2 separate regions of the Homo sapiens genome follow, and region 2 is linked to region 1. Evidence: read pairs that join two places in POLR2A ChIA-PET (ENCODE). Cell type or tissue: K562. All regions are shown on one strand. Links, peaks and the distances in the headings refer to the core of each region. The heading gives the core; the rest is flanking DNA.

Region 1 (6,082 bases), core at 1-2,500:
ATGGTTTTTGTGACAAGTCCATGATTTTTTTTTTTTTTGAGACAGAGTTTCGCTCTTGTGGCCCAGGCTGGAGTGCAGTGGCGTGATTTCAGCTCACTGCAATCTCCACCTCCCGGGCTCAAGCAGTTCTCCCGCCTCAGCCTCCCAAGTAGCTAGAGTTACAGGTGCCTGCCACCGTGCCCAGCTAATTTTTGTATTTTTAGTAGAGATGGGGCTTCTCCATGTTGGCCAGCCTGGTCTCAAACTCCTGACCTCAGGTGATCCACCCACCTCAGCCTCCCAAAGTGCTGGGATTACAGGCGTGAGCCACCGCGCCCGGCCAGTCATTTATTTTTCTCCTCCAAGAAGCCCTGGTCATGAACCTACAGTTGCCAGGGATGGATGCTCTGTTGAAGGAAAGGGGTGGGATGGCTGGAGTCCTAGAAGCCAAAAGGGGAGCCTGTGAGGACTGCCCTAATGAGGTAGAGCCCAGCCCTCTGAGGCTGGTAACAGGTGAGGAGTGCAGCGGAGCGGGCACAGCTACAGAAGAGACACCTTCGCCTTCTTGGGGAGCCCTCACTGACGCCCCTGCCAATAGGCAGGCCCCAAAGGGCACTGCTGTCCTTTACCACCTTGGCCCAGAGATGGATCCTGGATCCTCCTTAGCTGCCCCCAGCATGGCTGAGTCAAGACCAAACCTTTAAACAGGACTTTACTAAAATCCTAGGATTATAGCAAAATGAAAAAATACAGTGTAATGTGTAACTAGATAATCTGGCTTGCTAAGTGTCTTTCCTAGAGAACGTCCCTTCAGGAATGGACTGTTAGGATGCCTCTACCCTGCCACAAGGCTGGGCGCTAACAGAGCCGCCACATTGGAGCACCTGCCTGGAAGCACAGGGTCCAGCGGGGCTGTGCTGCACACACAACCTAGTGCTGATCTGTTCCAGGAGCTCCTTTCTCTGTCATGAGGCTGCCTCTCTCCTCCTCCTCCTCCTCTTGCTGGCTTCCTTTCCTCCAAGACTCCATTTCTGTCTGAAACCCCAGTGCGGTTCATCTAAAGGAAATGCTGCTTTTGTGATAAGCCACTCAGGGCCCAGGTGAAGAATGAGAGTTGTGTTTGTCCAACTTGGGGAAAAGCCTTGTCACTGTTTGTGCTCCAGCTCCCTGTCCTGTGGAGCAAGCAGACCTGTCCTCTTCGTCACCAAGGAAACAAGCCCAGGCGAGACACCCCACCCAGTTCCCTCCCCCTCCTACTGTCCAGGACACTGCTGCCTGGGCCTCATTTCCTGGATCCTACCTCCTCTGAGTGGGGGTTGGACTGGAAGCTTTCAGACCCCCCGACCTCAGGTGTCACTTTCTGTCAGTGAAATGGGCAGTGACGACTGGCCACAACAGGATGTGAAAAGGCCCTTCGAGTGGGGCCCAGCAGAGCTCAAGAGGGCAGCTGCCACAACCCCAGAGCTGGCACCAAACCCTTCTCCCCCTTATATCCTTTTGATCTCTGGACCAGAGGGGTCACCTGCTGCAGGCTGGATTCATTGCAGTTTTCCACACTGTAGTAGGGAAATGCTGTCTTCTCTCTGCAGCCTTACCAAGCAGCTCAATTCTGTTTGGATGTCCACATACACTACCCCTGCTACTACTCATGACCTCCACAGTTGGGGTGGTGGGTGTCTCCAAACAGGAGGGTGGATATGTGGGGGCAGGTATGGCTATGCCGGGACCAGGCTTAGGGGTCCTGGCCGTGTTTGTGACTCATGGGTCAGTGCAGGCTCCGCCTTATCGATGGACAGATACTATGATGGGGTAGCCAGAGGCTGGCTTAAGAGACCTGTCCTGACTGGGTCATTATCTCTGCTACCTTAAGCATTTGGTTACCCAATTGGGCTCGGCTTTTGTACCTGGAAGACATGGAGCTGGTATGAGAAGTAGCCAATGAAACGATGAACATGGCCCCACTTTGGAAGTAGACAAGGCTCCTGCAAGCTGTGTTAACAACTCAGCTGTTCCCTTAGAAGTCACAACTCTTAAGTCCCCCTAGGCTGTCGCTTTGCTGAACAAATCAAGAAGGGGCAGTTATTCTCATTCTCTGGGTCGCCAGATCCTGGCCTGACCCCTGGGGTCTCCCTAGAGCAAGTCATAATTGCTTCGATGATCATTTTGTGGGGCTTGGGGGTGTCGAAGGAGTCGACTTCCAGCTCAGTGTGGCCCCCAACCTTTCCTGTCCCCTCCCCTGGTCACTGCCTCTGGCCCATGAGGTCTACTACAGGAATTTTCCTCTCGAGGGAAGGACAGGGTGTGAGTGGACAGCTTTCCTGGCGGGAAGGGGTGGGTGGGAGCGATGCCCAGGAGGGTAACTGCCGCCCCTGTGTTTGAGCCCGCCCTGCCGTCAGGCTGTGGTGCACAGATGGAATCAGTTTCCATCACCATCATCATCCAAAGATCATCACCAGCATCAGTGCATGTTTGCCGAGTGCTGGGTTCTCTTCTTTAGAAACAGGCCCTACCCACCCCTGGGCTGCCCTCAGGAAAGGACAGGATCCAGCATCCTGTCTGGGAGTGACATTTCAGGTCAGACCAGGAGGGGCCCTTCCCAAGGTCCCCCCGGGTAATAATAGCACTTTACAAGGGTATAAACACAGTCAGCTTTCCACAGGGCCTTGTCGAATATTTATCAGGCCTCACTGGCGGGATGTTATCATCACTGTACAGAGGAGGAAACAGGCCAAGAGGTGACGTAACTTGCCTCAGGCCATGAAGTTAATTGGTGGCTTGGGCTAGGGCTGGATGCCTGTCGTGTGTCTCCTCCACCCCCTGCTCCCTGCCTGGCCTGAAGGAGCCTCATTCTCTCAGGTGGGCTGCAGGGAGACTGTGTTGGGTGCTTCTCCCTGGATTGAGTCCCAGCAGGGGATCACATTCCAGTGCTCCCACTCAGGAATCCTGAAATCCAAGCCAAGGCCTTTCCCAGTTAACTATAGGGTGAACCTGCTCTCCCCTGGGGCCTGCCCTATGCCCACCTACCAACTCTGCCCCTCTACTCTCATTTCCTCAGAAATGGCTCCTGGTTGTGTCGACGGGAGAGGCCAGAGCAGGTGTGCAAGAAGAGGCTTGACTTCACTCGCCCCTGCCTGCCTCTCCAGAGAGCAAATCAGCCTCATGGGAGGCCCTCAGAGCTTAGGCTTCCTGAGCTCTGGGGCGCTCTCTGACCAATATCTTCAAGGGGTGTCCTACTCACAGGTGGGGGGTCTTGTAATGAGGCACCCGTGGGCTTTCAGAAAGGTATAGGGAGGGCGGAGGCAAGGGTGGGGAGGGCCTGTGTGAGCCCTTCAGGGCTCTGTATAGTTCACAGGGTCCAAGATAGAATCTCAGAGCTTGTAGGGCAGCTAAGCTAGGACCCATCCAGGGATTTCTGCAACAGGAGTCCTGAAGATACTTACATTTCCAGGACAGGGAGCTCACTACCTAACAAGCCCTCCCTTGACTCAAGTATTATGAAGTCCCTATAATTCTTCCCACTGGGTCCTAATTCTGCTCCTGGATCACAGCATGGCTAAGTCTAGTCTCTCTGCCAGGGTGCTGAACTTTGAAAGTTGGCATCACCACTTACTAACAACTTGACTCATGCCCCAGTTTCCTCATCTGTCACACAGGGATAATAACAGTTGTTGTGAGGGTCAAACAAGAGAATGTCTACCCAGCATGAAGCATGGCGACTGGCCCATAGTAGGTGCTCAGTAAGTGGCAGATGTTATTTTTACCTGAACGTGGTCTCTTTCTTTCTTTCCTTCTTTCTTTCTCTTTCTTTCTTTCTTTTTTCTTTCCTTTTTTCTTTCTTTCTTTCTTCTTTCCTTTCTTTCTTTCCTTCCTTCCTTCCTTCTTTCTCTCTCTCTTTCTTTCTTTCTTTCTTTCTTTCTTTTCTTCTCTCTCTCTCTCTTTCTTTCTTTCTTTTTTTGAGATGGAGTCTCACTCTGTAGCCCAGGCTGGAGGGCAGTGGCATGATCTCAGCTCACTGCAACCTCCGCCTCCCAAGTTCAAGCGATTTTCCTGCCTCAGCCTCCTGGGTAGCTGGGATTACAGGTGCCCACCACCACACCTGGCTAATTTTTCTATTTTTAGTAGAGATGAGGTTTCACCATGTTGGCCAGGCTGGTCTCAAACTCCTGACCTCAAGTGATCTGCTGTCCTTGGCCTCCCAAAGTGCTGGGATTACAGGCATGAGCCACCACACCCAGCCTTGAACATGGTTCTTTCCAGCATGGCTAGGTGTCTACTGCTTTGTGTTCTAGTTTGACCCAGAACTGAGTACCCAAGTTAGCATAAGTATCATGTCTGAGCTAGCACTTTACTGGCTCTGTTGGCTCTTGGGCCCTTAAAGCTGACCCTGACCTGAAATCACCAGGTCTCCACTTAAACAACTGCAGTATTCCTCACCCCCAACCCCTTCTGTATTGGAGTCCTTGGCTTGTTAACTGTCCGTTCATTCAGGTGACATTTCTTCTAGGTGATTGGAGTCTGTTCTGGAATTTAGAGGTACTAAATTGTCTCTAAGACAAGTGAAGAGTAGAGAGGGGTGGCTGGGGGTGTCTGAGAGAAGTGTCTGGGAGGAGGGTCTCTGCTGGGGGTGGATGGTGAGGCTGGAGTACCTGGAGCTCTCAGCCAAGTGCTTCCGGGAACTTGGTTCTGTGAGCCCCCCTGACTAAAAGGTCTTCTCGCCACTTGTTTTTTGTTTGTTTGTGTATTTGTTTGTTTGAGATGATCTCGCTGTGTCGCCCAGGCTGGAGTGCAATGGCATGATACCGGCTCACTGCAACCTCCGCCTCCTGGGTTCAAGTGATTCTCCTGCTTCAGCTGGGATTATAGGCACCCACCACCACGCCCAGCTAATTTTTGTATTTTTAGTAGAGACAGGGTTTCACCATGTTGACCAGGCTGGTCTTGAACTGACCTTAGGTGATCCACCTGCCTTGGCCTCCCAAAGTGCTGGGATTAAAAGTGTGAGCCACCATGCCCGGCCTCGCCACTTGTCTTGCTTCACCAGGTGAGTCACTCTCTGGGTCTCTCTGGGCTCCCGTTTCTCCAGGGATGGTCATTCCTTGCAGAGTTGCCTGTGGAGAGGAGTTGGATGAGTGACACAGGCAAGTGAGAGCATCACCTGTGCTCCAGGTGCAGGTTGTCATTAGGCTCACTTTTTTTTTTTTTTTTTTTTTTTTTTTTGAGATGGAGTCTCGCTCTGTCGCCCAGGCTGGAGTGCAGTGGTGTGACCTCGGCTCCGTCTCCCAGGCTCAAGCAATTCTCCTGCCTCAGCCTCCTGGGTAGATGGGATTACAGGCTCCCACCACCACGCCTGGCTAATTTTTGTATTTTTAATAGAGACAGGGTTTCACCATATTGGCCAGGCTGGTCTGGAACTCCTGACCTTGTGATCCACCCGCCTCGGCCTCCCAAAGTTCTGGGATCACAGGCATGAGCCACCTCACCCTGGCCATTAGGCTCATTTTTAAGGGATCATTAGTATAATGACTGAGTTAATGGGTGGGGGCAGGGAACCATTAGCCCTGCTGATGAAGGAGGGTATCTACAGCTGTCTCCTTCTCCCTGCACTTTACCCCCATAGCTGGAGAGGCATGATCCCTTGGGGGACCCTCCTTGTTGCCTCCCTCTACCTGCCCCTCTTCAGCCTGGCCTGGTTGCCCTCTGGGTAATAACGTCCCAGAAAAAGTGTGTGAGGTGACAAGATGGAGAACTGGGGGCTCTGGCTCTCTGGGGGAAAATAAATGTAAATTGTAATTAAATTGTTCATCTTGACTGTGTGCTGCCTGGGTTGGAGAGAGCTGGGCAGCTGCTGGGGAGGAGGTGAGAGCAGCAATGGCAGGCAGGGTGCAGGACATCAGGCTGAGGGGTGTGTGGGGTGGGGAAGAGTTACCAGCGATCCTTTGAGGCTCCTTGTCTCTCTGGTCCAGTGGGCTGGTGCTGGCCATTTTCCCCAGTGAGCTCCTGTCCCTGGGATTAAATAGCCTGAGGAACATATCAATTTTTTATTCATGGGGGGTGGGGGAGGGGAGACACAATGTACAGTCACACAGGTTAGTGACTTTGATTT
Region 2 (6,082 bases), core at 1,301-3,800, 52 kb after region 1:
CTCACCATAATGTACAATTGGTGGGAGCCCTGAGCTTGTTTTCCTGCCACTAGACGGTCCCATCTGGGGGTGATGGGAGACAGTGACAGGTCATCAGGCATTAGATTCTCCTAAGGAGCATGCAACCTAGATCCCTCACATGCACAATGCACAATAGGGTTTGCACTCCTATAAGAATCCAGTGCCACTGCTGATCTGACAGGAGGTGGAGCTCAGGTGGTAATGTGAGCAATGGGGAGTGGCTGCAAATATAGATGAAGCTTCGCTCACCTGCCTGCCTGCCCACCACTCACCTCCTGCTGTGTGGTCTGGTTCCTAACCGGCCATGGATTAGTATGGGTCTGTGGCCTGGGGACTGGGGACCCCTGTGCTAGACTACTTGAATCTCCAGAGCTGTCAGGAATTCTTTAGGGTTTGCAGCCAACCGCAGGTCCCAACGGATTGTGTTTGGGCCTGCTTCAGGCTTTCATGTTTCCTGTTGGCCCCTGCAGGCATTTGAGTTGGTGGCTCCAAATCTATTCCAGGGTTTCCCAAGATGTTTTCTGTGGAAAGGTTTAGAGGTCAAGCAGGCACAGGAGACTGTAAGTCAAAGAAAAAAAAAAAAAGAAAAATAGGGGTTGGGGGAATGGGGAGATGATAGTCAAAGGGTACAAAACCTCAAACAGGGGGCATAAGTTTTTTCCTTGAGATGTATTGTACGGCATGGTGAATATAGTAAATAGTAATTATTGTATATTTCAAAATCATTTAAGAGTTAATTTTAAATGTTCTAGGCTGGGTGTGGTGGCTCATGCTTGTAATACCAACACTTTGGGAGACTGAGGCGGGAGACTTCAGCCTAGGAGTTCAAGACCAGCCTGGGCAACATGGTGAAACCTGTTACTACAAACAAAAAAATACAAAAATTATCCGGGTGTGATGATGCATGCCTGTAGTCCCAGCTATGGGAGAGGCTGAGGTGGGACGATCAATTGAGCCTGGGAGGTTGAGGCTGCAGTGCGCTGTGATCATTCCACTGCACTCTAGCCTGGGTGACAGAGCGAGACCCTGTCTCCAAAAACAAACAAACAAACAAAATAAAACAACAAAAAAAAACACCCCCAAAATTCAAATGTTCTTACCACCCAAAATGACAAGTATTTGAGGTGATGTATATGTTAATTAACTTGATTTAATTATTCCACATGGTGCTCATAAATCATAGCATCACCTTGTACTCCATAAATATATACAACTACACAAAACCCCAAATGGTTTTCTTTGCTGTAGGGCTTGTCAGAGCCTGTGATATGCTAATTTTTGTTGTACATCTCCAATATGTGGTCATGATATATACTCTAGGGTATCTCAAAGGCCTGGTGTTTAAAGCCCCATTTTCCAGATAGAGAAACTAAGACCTGGAATGAAACTTAGGAAGGGATTTTCCCAGGTTATGCAGTTACCTGTTACAGAGCTAGGGCCAGACTCCTTGCTCCTGACTCCATGGCCAGTGCTCTGCCCAGGATACCTCTTCCTCTTCCTTCTTCCTTTGTCCTCAGAGAAGTGTTGTGTGTGCTGCTGTTTCCTCCTGAGAGCTCCTTACCTTTTTCTGGCCCCCTCCTGCTTGCTCCCAGCATTAGAGGGTGTCTGTTTCCTTCTGGGCATTGCTATGAGATGGAGCTATGCCTAGTTTATGGCTGCTGGGAGATCCTTCTCAGACTAATAGATGGCAATAAGGCTTCATCCCAGCTGCAGGGCCCCTAGCAAGTTAATTCCATTTCCTGAGCCTCATTCTCCTCAGTTGTGTAATGAAACTCATCATCTTGTCTGTCTTCTGGAGTTTTTGAGAAGTTCAGCTCTGATATCATACATGAACGTGCTCTACTAATTTTCAATCCATATGCAGATATCCATGAGTCTGACAGTTCTTATAATTTCTGGGGGCAGTGAGGACATGGGAAAAGGAGGCCCTGGCTGTGGGAGCTAGCATGGTTGGGGCCCTAAAGTTCTGATCCCCTCCCCCGGCCACAGTTGATGTCTGCTTTTCAGTGTACTGCTGCCTCTCTCTGCTCTCAGTTCCCCTGAACATGTCTGAAGTGGGCCGGTCTAGCTGACTCGAGGGACCCATGTCACAGGTGAGACATGAAATGAAGCACGATTTTCGAGCTGGGGGGCCCTATTTTCCTAGTTTCCTGCTGGGAGTTGGTGTTAGAGTGGGGAAACAACTCAAGTGACTTGGTGCCTCAGTACAGCTCTGCCTGGAGCAGGGAGTTCCCACCAGCTTCTGCCCAGTCCTTTGATGCCCCCACCCTTCATGGAGGGTGGCCGGTCACCTGGCTTGTGATGTAGGGTGCACGCGGGCATGCCGATGCCTCCATCAACACAGCAGTTAGGTTCGAAATGCTCCAGGTCCTCTGCTAGCTGTGGGGGACTCTGAGTGATGGGCCAGGGGGTAGGCCAGGCTGGGTTGTGAGGTGGGAGGAGGTGGTGGCTCCCTGTCAGAGAGTGTCCTCTCCTGGAGGGCTGTTTGCCCAAGTTATTCTTAGCACAGACTCATTATAGAGTCTATTTTTAGCCCTGTTTCTAAGTGTTGCCAACATCTGGTGCAGCCAGCACTAAAGGGGGTGGGGGTGGCAGGGGCTACTCCTTTGGACATTTCTGGGGACTGGAGCCTCTGGCAGGAGAGCAAGGACAGAATCTTCTACTTCCTGCACCTGCCACAGCTTGAAGCTTGGCATGCAGTAGGTGTCCTATTCATGCTTGTGCGTTGATTGCTCTCCCAGGATCTCATCCTTCCAGCTCTAGCTCCTGTGAGTGGGTGGGTGGTGGGGATGGTGTTACCACAGCTGGAGAGGATGAGCTGAAGGTGCTCATCAGATAGGTTTCCCACATCCACCCCTCAGGGGTCCAGTTGGCCTCAGACCCCTGCAGAGAGGCCTCAGAGGAGGGAGGCAAGCCCCAAACTATGGTGCTTGTGACAGCTACCGCTGAAGGAGGAGCCAGCAGACATTATAGGGAGGGGGTGTACCACTGGGGTGAGACTGCCTGGGGTTGAATCCTAGCTCGGCTCTTTCCTAGCTGTGTAAACTTGGGCAACTCATCAACCTCTGTATGCCTCAGTTTCCTCCTCTGTGAGATGGAGATGGGAGTGTAGTGTTGTGAGGATTAAGTAAGATAATACTGTATGAACTGCCTAAATAGAAAGTGCTGTATAATAGAGAGGTGGTGGTATTAGTAGCAGTGGTAGTGCTATATTACTGAGAAGCTCCGTATGTGACATCCTGTTGGGGTGAGTTGGGTAGGAGACCTCTCAGCTTTTCTTTGAGTGAGATGAGGCTTGCAGTGGGGCTCAGAGGAAGTTGTTATAGCCAGGCACCACGACAGTGGTGATGTCTGCAAGGCTGCAGTGGGGGTCAAGAGCTATGTGCTGGGTTGGAATCTGGGCTTTGCCACTCACAGGTTGGGTGACCTTGGATGAGTCACTTAATCTTCCTGAACGCCCACTTCTTTATATACAAGAAAGAAATGATAATACCTGGGTCATAGGCGTGATGTACGTGGAGCTTTTTGCCCTGTACTGGGAGCATGGGAGGACCTGAATCCGTGAGACTTTTTTTTTTTTTTTCTTAATTGAGACAGATTCTCGCTCTGTCGCCCAGGCTGGAGTGCAGTAGCGTGATCTCGGCTCACTGCAAGCTCCGCCTCCTGGGTTCAAGCGATTCTCCTGCCTCAGTCTCCCGAGTAGCTGGGATTACAGGCATCCGCCACCACACCCGGCTAATTTTTGTAATTTTAGTAGAGATGGGGTTTCACCATGTTGGTCAAGCTGGTCTCGAACTCCCGACCTCAGGTGATCCACCCGCCTCAGCCTCCCAAAGTGCTAGGATGACAGGTGTCAGCCACTGCGCCCGGCTCATGAGACTTTTTTGGGAGTGGGGGTGTTGCTGTGTCCCTTTCCCATGTGGAGGATGGGGTCCTGTTGTCTTGAGAGTCTTGGGAAACAGCTTGGCCTGGAAGTTGGGAGGGCCAGGGCTGTGGTCCTAGCTCTCCCTAAGCTGTGTGGTCCGCACATACTCCCTGCTTCCTCCAGACTTCCGCAACATGGAGAGGCCAGAGAAAACTGTGGTTTTCAGATTCTTCGTCACAGTCCCAGAAGGTGCCTTGGGTACTATCTGGGAGCGTGGGGGAGGCCCTGGTTGGAGGCCAGGTGGGGTGGTCCTCCCACTCCCCATGCTGCTCTCCTGCTCCTCACACTGACTCCTGGTGCTCCATGGAGCGGCTTCATCCTCATGTTTTACATATCAAGGGTCCAGGCCGACTTTGTCTGAAAATGGGAGTGCTGCTGCTAACATCAACCTGGGACTTTCTGGTAGGTGACTCCCAGGCTCCTTGTCGTCTGACATTTTGTGCCCTCTGACTTGGCATGGACTCCCGGAGGAGTGCCAACCTGTATATCAGGGTCTGGAGTGCTGTGGTCACTGGATTCCCTGAGGGCTGGAGTCCCTTGGGGTGTGGAGGGCAGAGGAGGCTGCCTCCAGGGCCTCTCTGGGGCCGGGCCGCCACTCAAGGGTAGAGCTTCCAGCGCTGCCCCAGTCTCCCCGCACCCTCGGGATGGGGGTCCCCTGAAGACAATAGTCCGTCTCAGAAGCAGTGTCTCACAGGAGGGAGGGGTGATATGGGCAGAAAGGCCCTGCCAGAGTGCTGGCATGTAGTAAGTGCTCAAGAAATATTTGAAATGAATGAATGGAATGATACCATCAAGGCCGCACCTCTGATCTGGTGATGAATTTTCCCTCGCCTCCCTTTTCTTCCTTCTCGCCCCTGCTCCCTCTTCCCCATCCTCTGCTTTGTCTGACTAGCCATAAGCTACCCCAGCCTGGGTTCCAGATTCAGCCTTATTCATAATCTAGAACAAAGACACTTCCCCAATGTGAGTTACAGTTTGTTCATCTGGAAAACAAACACGATGGGCTCAGGTTCCGAAGGCCCTTTGGTTCTCACCGTCTCTTTTCTCAGGGCATGGGAGTGATTTCTCAGAGTAGGGGTGGTAGAAGCACATGCATACACACACGCACACACACAGACACGCACGCACATGCACGCACATGCATGCACATGCACACACACGCACACATGCACACGCATGCACATGCACACACACGCACACATGCACACGCACACACACACACACGTGCACACACACACGCACACACAGGACTCAGTGCAGTGGTCTTGGCTGGGAAAGGTCCTTGCCCTCTGACCAGGAAGGAGCCCTCGGAGCTGAGGTGCTCCCAGACTCAGCACTGTTTGGGGCCTACAGGATGTGGTGTGGCCCACTCTAGCTCAGGCTGGGGGGTTCCTGTGGGTGTCAGGGGATGGGTGGCCATCCAACTGTGTCCACTGGGCTGGGCTGCCACAGTGACTTTGTGTATGACCTTCAGGGAGTGTGGGTGGCATGCATCAGGACGCCTATCTGTGTCGTTATGACTGGGCGTGAGGGAGGGTGCCACATGTCTAGCCAGCCAGGGAGCAGGGCCAGTTAGCTCCTGTTCCTGGGTGCCTCCTGGCTCTGGGGAGAATAGAAAATGATTCATGCAAAGGGGCCCTCCCTGTTTTGGCCACAGCCTGAGGAGTAAGGTGGCCTGGCTGTCTGCCTTTCCCTGCTGCCCACCAGGTGCCTGAGTTCTCCCCTCCTTCCTCGCCTCAGACCGCGTTTCTCCCTGGGGGTAGGTGGCTGCCCTTCCCTGCAGCCTGACACCCTCTCAGAGACAATTAGAGGAGTAGGCTGCCCATGCCTACAGCTATAAGAGTGAGTCAGCGTAGGGACCGGAGGGGATCAAGTCTCTCTGAATCCTGCGGCCAGACGGTCCCTGCACCAGAAGAAGTGGCCCAGTGAGGCCTGGGCTGGGATGCTGTGGTCAGCACTGATACCAGCTGAGTGGCTTTCCAGCTTGAGAAGACCTGCCAGGGACAGGAGAGGACAAGCTCCACCTGCCCACCACCCGCCTCGCCATCCTGGCTGCAGCCAGCTGGTGACTCATTCTCCTGGGGAGTGAGCCAGCTCCTCTCCTGGGGTACCCCAGCACCCTGGTGCAGGCTGGGT

The links. Peaks named below come from ENCODE experiments on the same cell type or tissue, not always from the same donor. Only the 100,000 strongest peaks of a DNase experiment are listed, where the experiment ranks them.
Region 2: POLR2A ChIA-PET joins it to region 1 with 5 read pairs; 9 of 35 experiments call an interaction of 5 or more read pairs at or near these places.

The regions. Positions count from the first base shown.
Region 1 is chr6:41,763,984-41,770,065 of GRCh38, reverse strand. No RefSeq gene overlaps it. Among named protein-coding and RNA genes, the nearest start is that of FRS3, 13 kb to the left of the region's middle. RefSeq lists an enhancer at 1,791-2,643. In K562, for the core only: no CTCF peak of the experiment used is centred there; DNase peaks (open chromatin) are centred at 1,185 and 1,784.
Region 2 is chr6:41,713,199-41,719,280 of GRCh38, reverse strand. The region is part of intron 1 of TFEB (transcription factor EB); the gene reads left to right. Among named protein-coding and RNA genes, the nearest start is that of MIR10398, 17 kb to the left of the region's middle. RefSeq lists enhancers at 2,389-2,448, 2,689-2,788, 2,899-2,948, 5,029-5,752, 5,753-6,082. In K562, for the core only: no CTCF peak of the experiment used is centred there; no DNase peak of the experiment used is centred there; H3K27me3 peaks cover 1,735 bases.